Linked DNA regions of Mus musculus: region 2 is linked to region 1. Evidence: chromatin contacts called from ENCODE Hi-C or POLR2A ChIA-PET data. All regions are on one chromosome and are shown on one strand. The core of a region is the stretch at or near the end of the contact, and the rest is flanking DNA. Distances in the headings are between cores, read along the strand shown. Region 1 holds the start of Col18a1 (collagen, type XVIII, alpha 1). Region 2 holds the start of Pofut2 (protein O-fucosyltransferase 2).

Region 1 (4,565 bases), core at 873-3,372:
ATTGTCAGTAGCTTTGACACCTTTGAATAATCTTCCCTGTGTCTGGGAAAGACCAGGAGGCTTGCTTGTCTCCTGCTGCTCCTCCTTCACCATCCCCAAACTCTTCTGAAGTGGACTCCCCTCAGCCTGAGGTGTCAAACCTTGAAGAAGGCAGGCAGCGGACTCTGAAGCCCCCGGATGCCTGGTGTGCCCCCCTCCATTTCAGGATTTCTCCCAGGAATGACAGACAGCCCTGGGGGCTACATCCCGCCACCTGCAGAGGCCTGCAGTTTTGGACACATAGTTGAGCTCCAATCGGCTAATTGAAGATTGAGGAATTAGGCCCTACTGCAGTGGGAGCAGACCTGGAAGGCAGGCAGAAGAAACAAGAACCCCCTCCTCCCCCTCCCCCCAAACTCCTTCTCCTTCCCCCAAGTCTACCTCAGACTCCCCACATGGGCATGGCTTCCAGGTAGACAGACATGAATACAAAGAGAGACAGGATTACTGAGATCCAGGACATGCCCCTACATGTATGTGTGCACGAATACATGTCATCGGACACACACGTGCACATGCTAAGTATAACTATGGAAAAACACACGTGGAGTTGCACACAAAGACCTGCCAGGCACAGACAGCACATGGACCTATCCTCGCCTCTGAAATAGTTTTGAAAAAGAGTGCAGGGCAATCAATCATTTGTATTCTTTTAAAAAAATGTGGACTACAGTCCTCTAGATTGCTTTCTTCCTCCCTGTGCCCTTTTCACCTGGACAGGGACTCCAGGTTTGAAGGCGGATGAAGTGGGGATGTGGGCCAGGTGGATGGGCGAGACTGGGCAGGCCCCTGGGTCTGGGGCAGGATCCGGCCTTTGAAGCCTGGAGAGGATTCAGATGATGTGAGCAGATGAGAATCCCAAGCAGGCCTCGGGCTGCAGCTGCGGAGCAGTGGGCAGAGGGAGGGCAGAACCAGCCCAGGTCAGGAGGCTATATGGAGACTAAGAGGAAGGGAGACTGGAGAGGGGCCTGGGAGGATTAGGAAGAACTCTGGGGTTTAGGAAAAGCTATGGGGTGTTACTGAAGGACTTGGTCTCTGGTCTGCAGAAAAAGTGTGAGTCACTTGAGATGGTACAGACTCAGGGTGGAGGTGTGAGAAGGTCTGGGGACCCTGGCTGAACCTGGATAGTTCTTTGTGGTCTGGGAAATGAGCCAGGCTAAGAAGGACAGTGGAGATGGGCAAGGATGAGGGCTGGGGAATTTGGGAAATTGTCACTAGGCCAGCGCGAATGGCTTTCTGGAATCTGGATTTGCTGTTTGATAGGGGTCAATGTCTCTGATTTTGTTAAAGGCCAGGCCAGGAAGGCCATGCTGCCCTGTTGTTGGAGGAAGGAGCCCAAAAGAGAGAAAAATGTGTGTGTGTGTGTGTGTGCTTACTTGAAGGTACCTTTTTGTCTCTGGGTATTCCAATTGTGTGTGGGGGGGGTGGATGTGGGGACAGGGGTCACCCCTGGGTGTGGCTGGCTTCATAACACATGTACACCTGCAGGCAGCTCTTGGAGGAGATACCCGTGGGGGTGCACCATGGCAACGTGCACGGTTTAGAGAGCCTGCCCTGGACTAGAAGACAGTGGAGATATTGAGGCTGGCAGGACCCTCATGACACACCCAGGGATCCAAGAGTGCAAGGGACATAAGAAGTGGTCGTGGTCGCTCCGAAGTTTCCACTGATGGTAGATGTCTTCTTTCTTCAAATCTCTGACCTTCCCGTTGTCCACCTCACAGACTGAACACATGCCCTGCAGTGGGCATGAATTAATGAATGCGGGACATCCTTGCACCTTGCTCTGGCTTTGAATCTGGATCTCACATATTGCCTCTGGTAGCTTCAGGAGGCAACATGGTATGAAGGGACAACACCCGCGTTGGAGACATTGGAGAGAGGACGAGACTGCCACTCAGAGTTTTAGAAGCTGCGATAGATGCCAGCCCTTGTTCACCCTGCTTGCTCCCAGGTTCCGATCCTACCAGATTGCTCACCGGGTCCTCTCTGGCCCAGCTCTGCTTCTTGAGCCCAGAGCCCCGCCCATCGAGCTGTCTCCGCCCCGTCCCGCCCCTGCCCACCCCTGCCCTAGCCCGCAGCAGCGGTCGGGAGCACTGTGGGCTAGCGGCTCACCGAGGAGCTGGGTGCAGCATCCGGGCGCAGACGGCCTGGCCTGGGGAGATGGCGCCCAGGTTTGCAGGCTCAGGGCTAAAGGGTGAGAGGGGTTGCGGGTCTCTTGGGCTCCACTGACCTGTGACTGTCCTCCGCAGGTGGCACCTCCTGGATGTGCTCACCAGTTTGGTCTTGCTGCTGGTGGCACGCGTCTCCTGGGCAGAGCCAGGTAAGCCTGGATGGAAACATAACTTGGTGCCCCAGGGTTCGCTCTACTTACGTGCCTTTTGTGCAGTTCTGTGGCTTGTCCCCGAAACAGCCACCTCTTATCCTGTACGGTCTGCCGGGAGGCAGTGGCGTCCGGGCCCTGCCCACGCGCAGGTGGCGGCCGGTGGCTGGAGCGCTCAAGGGTAGCGCGATGGTGGCGTTTTCAGTGCTGTGTTGCTTATGTTGGCCATTCATTCTCTAGGGTTTGAGCGTCTGGGGTTCCGGGGTGCGAGCTGTCCGTGTTTGGAGTCCCTTGTGGGGTGGCCAGACTTAAGCGGCTCTGCGGGGAAGTTTGTGCGTTCCGCTGGCTAGGCAAGCAGAGGCATACACCCGTGTCCCACCTCACCAATGTTGCCCTTCCTGGCCTCATTCTGGTCAACGCTTGAGTGAGTGGCCGCCGCCGGTCCCTCCAGGTCCTCGGGAGGGACCGTGGGCGGGGTTTGTCACGGCTGAGAAAGAACCGAGAAAGATCGTTAAGTGCATGGCGTCATCTTTGCGTTTCCAACCTGTTGAGGCAAAACTGCGCGCGTTTGCCCGGGGCCGGACTCCGGTGGCCGGCTAGTCTTTGTGTACCACTGCAGCTCCAGGCCCCTGTCCCCCGCGCCTGCAGTGGTGTCGGGTTGCGCGCGGTCCCCTTTGATGCTGATGAGCGCCAAGCGCAGTCAGGCCGGCCACAATGCTCCTAAGCCCACGGAATCGTCGCCTTCTTTGCTGCCCTGTGAGGACCGCAGCAGCATGGGCGCACTGAGAACTGCTTTGCCACCAGCTCAGAGATTCTGCAGCTAACCAGCAACTGGCTGCTCTCCTCCTGCTCAACATATCCAAGAGGCTCCTGAGTTGGGGGTTGGTGCAATGCCAGACTGCCGGGGTAGAAACCCCGCGCTTTATCACAAAGGCGCCTGCTGGTGACCTCCCGAAAGAACCAAATCCGAACTCTGCAGTATCACCTGCTGTGGTCCCAGGCCTCTTGCCACAGCATCATGAAGGATAAAAGATAAAGAGAGGAGGGGAGTCACTCTGGGAAGGAAAAGTAACTTGGTACATTGCTTTAGTGCGTTAGTCACTTCAGGCTAAACATCAGTACAGGCCCTTTTAAACAGCAGATCTGAAAAGCACCTGTTGCTTGGGTAGCAGATAGTTCTTCATTTATTTGTGTTAACTACAGGGGGTGGGGTGGGGTGGGGTGGGGTGGGGGTAGGGTAACGCCTTTCAACTGCAGGAGATGGGTCTTGGCCAGGCTGTTCTTACTGACCAACCGCGTGGCACTTGGGGCTATTAATCAAATGAGGGCCTGGCAGGGGCTGCAGACAGGGATTTGTAAGCCTGGGGCCTCTTCTGTAACCACTGATGACAAAGGAAAGATGCTGGAGAGAGCAGCACACACACACACACACACACCAGCCCCCCAGCTAGACTGGTTTCAAGTGTAGAAAGGTGATAGATCGTAATTTTAGCCTTTGGGTGGAACAAACCTCTGTGTCTGTAAACTTGGCGATCTAAGGATAACCTTGGGAAGGTGATGTCTCTCTGCTTGCTGTAGCTACTGTTGGGGGTTTTAGTGGTGCACCCTCAGGGACAGGGAGGTCCCTCTAGAGATGTCCAAGGAATGTGATTCTTTTGCCTCCTGGAGGTTGAGTCAAAAGCTGCTCAGTGGGGGGGGGGGGGGCGGGGGCCGCGGCTTGTGTTGCTTACACCAGCTCCTCCCCCAACATGGCCAGGGCTCCTCATCCCGGTAGGGCTGAGTCCTCTGGACCAGGATAACTGTTGAGCTTTTAAGTTATTGGGGGTGGGGGATGGGTATGGAGGGGGAGGAGGTATGGGGGTGGGGTGGGGGAGAACTAATATGCCTGAAATCCTGACTGGCAGGTTGTGATTTGCTTGGGTCATGTAGAAACCGCCCTTAGCTGCCTGGAGGCCTAGCTACATCTCCAAATAAATGTGTCTATGCTGAGCAAAGCCCCTCTCTGTTTTTGGACTGGTCCTGAGGTGCTGCCCATTCTGAGATTCCTTTGGATGCTCTGAAATAGTGGGTTGTATCTCTACTCTTAACCTGCCTCGGGGGAGCTGTCACACCACCTAGGACTCCTAGGATATGCAAGGTCCCCCATTTGTCTGCAGTTTCTTCTCTTGTGCACTCCTATTCGCCGTGTGGTTATGGACTTTAA
Region 2 (4,565 bases), core at 1,093-3,592, 93 kb before region 1:
GAAATCCCCTAACCTTGCTCCACAGAGAGGCCCCAAAAGCATCTCCAGGCACCTGAGACTGAAGCTCAGGCAAAGGTCAGGCTATGCACCCTAAAAACCCAACCCCCACTCGTTTCCCAGGACCCCCAAGCAAGTCTATGAGCTGGGCCAGGAAAGGCTGTGTTCTAAGCAGGCACTTACAATGCTCTTACTTTTACATCTTTAGCCTGAATGAAAAGTAAGAAAAAAATGCTTCTTGTGTTCCTAGGACCGACTATAATACAGAACTTTCGACAGTGATGTGATCATCGGGGTAGAGAACATTCTGGAAGCAGATCCTCCTGGGGCAGCAGTCCCGGGCAGGGGCGGAGGTCGTGGTGGAATAAGAATCTCATGTACATCATGGGTACCAGCCAGGCTCTAAATGAACCACTTCCTTCCCCGGGGCCTCCAGTGCAGCAGAGAAAAAAGGATCTGTCTTCCAACCAAAGCTACGCTCAACTCTAAACACCTCTGTGCTCAGGAAAACATGGGTCCTCTCAAAAAGTGGAAGCAGGGCGAGGTCAGGCCAAAGGCCTCTTCACAGACCACTCAGCACCCTGGTGTGACCCCACAAGATGCACACACTGGTGTGCATCTCTTGGTTAAGATGGTTTCAGCTGCTTTCTCGTCAGCACTGACCACACCTGCCACAGCTGCTCAGACCCCCTTCCCTAGAGAAAGCACGGAAGCAAAGCAAGCACTACCAGAAGGACCGAGTGGAACGTGCCAGGGCAGGCTGGACCGGGCAGCCAGCTGTCCACATCAGAAAAGCCTCCCAGACTGATGCCCGCCTCACCTGCAATGAACTGCTCATACTCTATAACGGGGATGTTTTTATTGAGACTCGGGAGGTCAAAAAACTCGGACCAGGGAATCCGGACCTGGTGGATGTCAGGGCTTTGCCAGTGGTAGAGGCGGCCCCACGGGGGCAGGACTAGCACCCACTCTTCAGTCTTCAACAGCGTCTTCAGCAAGGATGCCACCCGGATATAGACATCCCTGCGGAGATTGAAGCCTTCTGGGGGGTTGACATCATACAGGAGGTACCTGAGAAGGGAGCAAGACATAGGCCGTGTGTGAACTGTGGGGAATCTTCATGGGGCACCCACACCCGGCTTACAGAGAGGGCAGTGACTATACAATGACCAGCAGAGCTCATAAGTGCCAACAGCAGATTCACACTCTCTGACAAATCAGAATGTAAACGGAACCTCAGCGGCTGAGCCTGAGAATCGGTTTCACAGCCATTCCCACAGTGTCTCATCCAAAGACTCCTTGACTCCTTCACAGTCTGAACAAAATTAATGAGATGCCCAAAGGCCAGTTGTTTACTCAGGGGGGGCCAAACCTTTGACAATGAGGCATGACGCTGTCTGTCATCAATAATTCATCGCTATTCTGAGATGTATGTGGTCAATGGGCACAGGTTGGACAAATCTGGTTTATAAATTAAATCTACTGACAGTTCCTGTGTTGGAAGCTAAAGCTAGAAGTATTCATCCATTCACTGAAAAATAACAACAGTCTCGTTATATTAACAAAGATTATTTTAAATGAAAAATATGCATTTTCAAAATAAAAACAGTGAAAAGGATAGGATGATAATATTCTGATTAAGCCTCACTGTGATATTACAGGTCCGGTTGGCTGGCCGGTGGAAAAACTCCACAGTACACTAATGACATCTGAGAAAGTCAAAGTGACGAAGAATCTCCCTCCGTGAAAACGGTTCTAAAACTTTATTTAAGGCTTCGCCAAAGCAAGATTCCTTTCTACGGAATCGCGGGCAGGCTTCAGTCCCGTCATCACTGGGTTTGTCGGCACCAGACCCCTGGTTTACCCTCCCTCCAGTTTGGGGAAGAGCGGCCGCGGAAGAAGCGCCATCTCCACGACAGCCCACACGAACTTCTGTCTCGCTGGAACTTAAGATCGGCCTCGGGACAGCGTGCCTGAGGTGGCCAGAGCCGGGCTCCACCTACGCTCCCGGACCTTCTGGTAGCGATCTCTCGGGAGTAGACGGCCAGCTCAGCCCAAGGCCAGGGCGACCTTCGCCACGCAGCCTTCGCTCCTGCAGCCTGCGTGCGCAGCCCCGGTCCCGCTGCCCCCAGCCCGCTGCTGACCCTGTCCCAGATGCCTCGCTCCGCCCGGCCGGCGTGGACGCGCTTACCGTCTGCGGGATGCCGCCCCCGACAGGATGTCCGCCGCCGACTGGCCAGGCCAGAATTCTTCTCCTGAAGCCGAGACCGGCCGCCAGGATGCCGCTGCCAGCAGCAGGCAGACGACGCTGAGCGCCGCCATGGCCCCGGCGGCCACGCACTTCCGGCTGCCGCGCCCCGGTCCGGAAGTGCGCCTGTCCGCCCCACGGAGCGCGTCTCCAGTAGCTACGGCAACGCGGCCAGACCCACGGTGCGCACGCGCCTCTCTTCGTCTGAGTAGGAGTATGTGGGCGTGACCAGGGGTGGGTCCTGGGGAATGGGCGTGTCCTCAGCGCAGTCACGCCCTTCCCAAGCTCTCCTGGTTGTACTTTCAGCTGAGGGCGCTGCGGTGGCCTGGCTCGGTTGAGTCTTAGAGTCGTCGGCTTTGCGAGGTGCGCTATTTGTCCCGAGGGCAGAGAGAATTCGCTTGGTCTCATCCGGGACTTGCTGAGCATCACGACGCCAGGCATTCCTGTTGCCGGGTGTTGTACGGTCCCGGGATGTGGGCGGAGCTGGCCGCAGGTCTGGTCCTGCAGGACAGAGCCAGAGGACAGAGCACTGGCCTCCAGGAGTGGGGATGGATGCAGGACCTGAAGGTGCTCTCCGTTCCGTGTAGGGCTCTAGCGCTGGAGCAGCGAGCAGCTTAGGAGTCAGAGGACCAGGTGCCCCACGGAGCTCTGAGCTTTCCTGAAAATACTTGTGAGTGACTGTGGCTTTTTTTTTTTCTTTTTTAAAAGTTGCATCGCAGTGGAAGTGTCTAGAACCAAGTGTTTGTACAGACCCCATTGAAGTGGTGTTAACTGATGGAGTTAGTATTACATACAGATTCCGAAGCAGACAGCCACATACTCTGCACGCTACTACTGTATGCTGTAACAGTCGGATATCTGATAAAAACAAGAGAGTCACAGGTGGCCAGAAAGCATAGCATTAAAGAGATAGTTGAGCTTCATCAAAAAGTAAAACCTAGTCTTTGTCTTTTTTTTTTAAGATTTATTTTATGTATATGAGTACATTGTGGCTGTCCTCAGACACACCAGAAGAGGGCATCAGATCCCATTACAGATGGTTGTGAGACTCCATATGGTTGCTGGGAATTGAATTCAGGACCTCTGGAAGAGCAGTCATTGCTCTTAGCTACTGAGCCACGTCTCCAGCCCCAAAACCTAGTCTTTGAAAGGCAGGGGTAGGAAAAAGAAAAGACAGAGCCTGGGAGAAAGCACCCAGATTATAATAATTACCCTAACAGGGGCTGGAGAGATAGCTCAGCAGTTAAGAGCACTGACTATTCTTCCGGAGGTCCCAAGTTCAAATCCCAGCAACCACATGGTGGCTCAAAACCATCTGTAATGAGATCTGATGCCCTCTTCTGGGGGTGTCTGAAGACAGCTACAGTATACTTACATTTAATTAATAAATTTTTTTAATTACCCTAACAGAGGACTTGTGTCCAATCGTGGAGAGATCTTTAAAGTCCGGGAGTACCTTGGGAGCTGGAGAGAGGGCTCAGCGGTTAAGAGCACTGACTGCTCTTCCAGAGGTCTTGAGTTCAATTCTCAGCAACCACATGGTGGCTCATAACCATCCCATACCCTCTTCTGATGTGTCTGGAGAAAGTGATAGTGTACTCACATACATAAAATAAATAATTAAAAAAAAAAGTTCAGGAGTACCTCAAGATGTAGATGACCCAATGTGTGTGTGTGTGGGGCGGGGAGAACAAATGAACACATGATGGGCACGGGAAAGGCTAGGGTGGCAACATGATGAGCTTGGGAGATGCCCCTTGGTAAAGATGTGGGACAACTAGGATCCCCACATCCTGCTGGTAGGAGTGACAAGTGTTTCTGTTGATGGACAGTTCCTGGTCTGTTCTGGCTTATCCTGGCTGGAGTTGCCCCAAGAGCCACAGCAGGAGAGGTAGGTAGCCCTGGAGAATTCTCCAAATCATCCTAAGAAGGAGCCAGCTGGGATGTCAGTGATGCTAAGCGCCAAGCAAGCAAGTAGTGAGGGCAGAGCTGCAGTGTGCTCCTGAGGCAGAGAGCAAGAAGTATAGGATGGTCTTCCTGGTGTATCCTGTGGTCCAGGGTGGGGCGTGGGGTGCTGTTGACTTTATGTGGGACAAGTTTCTTTCAGTGTTTTGGACTGTGACTTGAATCCAAGCTGGCAGAGAAAGCTGCAGCTCTCCTGCCCAGATTGGTCAAATCGTCTGAGTCAGGACACAGGGAGAAGGAGGTGCCCGGAGCCTTACAGCTTCTCGTGCAACTGAGACTACACCATCAGTCTAGTCAGCTATCCCATCCTTGCGTTTACCTAGGAAACATAGACCGGTGTGAAAGGACATGAGCA

What was found. Hi-C counts contacts between places; a loop is a spot of excess contacts on that map. ChIA-PET counts read pairs that join two places held with the same protein, here RNA polymerase II (POLR2A).
Region 2: POLR2A ChIA-PET joins it to region 1 with 33 read pairs in Patski. The contact joins the promoter of Pofut2 here to the promoter of Col18a1 in region 1. A Hi-C loop is called at or near these places in 1 of 37 maps with a recorded cell type or tissue (Patski). POLR2A ChIA-PET finds 5 or more read pairs at or near these places in 4 of 5 experiments (Patski and embryonic stem cell).

What each region holds. Positions count from the first base shown.
Region 1 is chr10:77,164,087-77,168,651 of GRCm38, reverse strand. It overlaps Col18a1 (collagen, type XVIII, alpha 1), which reads left to right and starts at 2,122. Exons shown (of 42, transcript NM_009929.3): 1 at 2,122-2,213; 2 at 2,292-2,362. The coding sequence starts at 2,203.
Region 2 is chr10:77,257,077-77,261,641 of GRCm38, reverse strand. It overlaps Pofut2 (protein O-fucosyltransferase 2), which reads right to left and starts at 2,342. Exons shown (of 9, transcript NM_030262.3): 1 at 2,189-2,342; 2 at 818-1,068. The coding sequence starts at 2,319. Gm10941 (predicted gene 10941) reads left to right here and starts at 2,419. Exons shown (of 2, transcript NR_026944.1): 1 at 2,419-2,915; 2 at 3,656-3,877.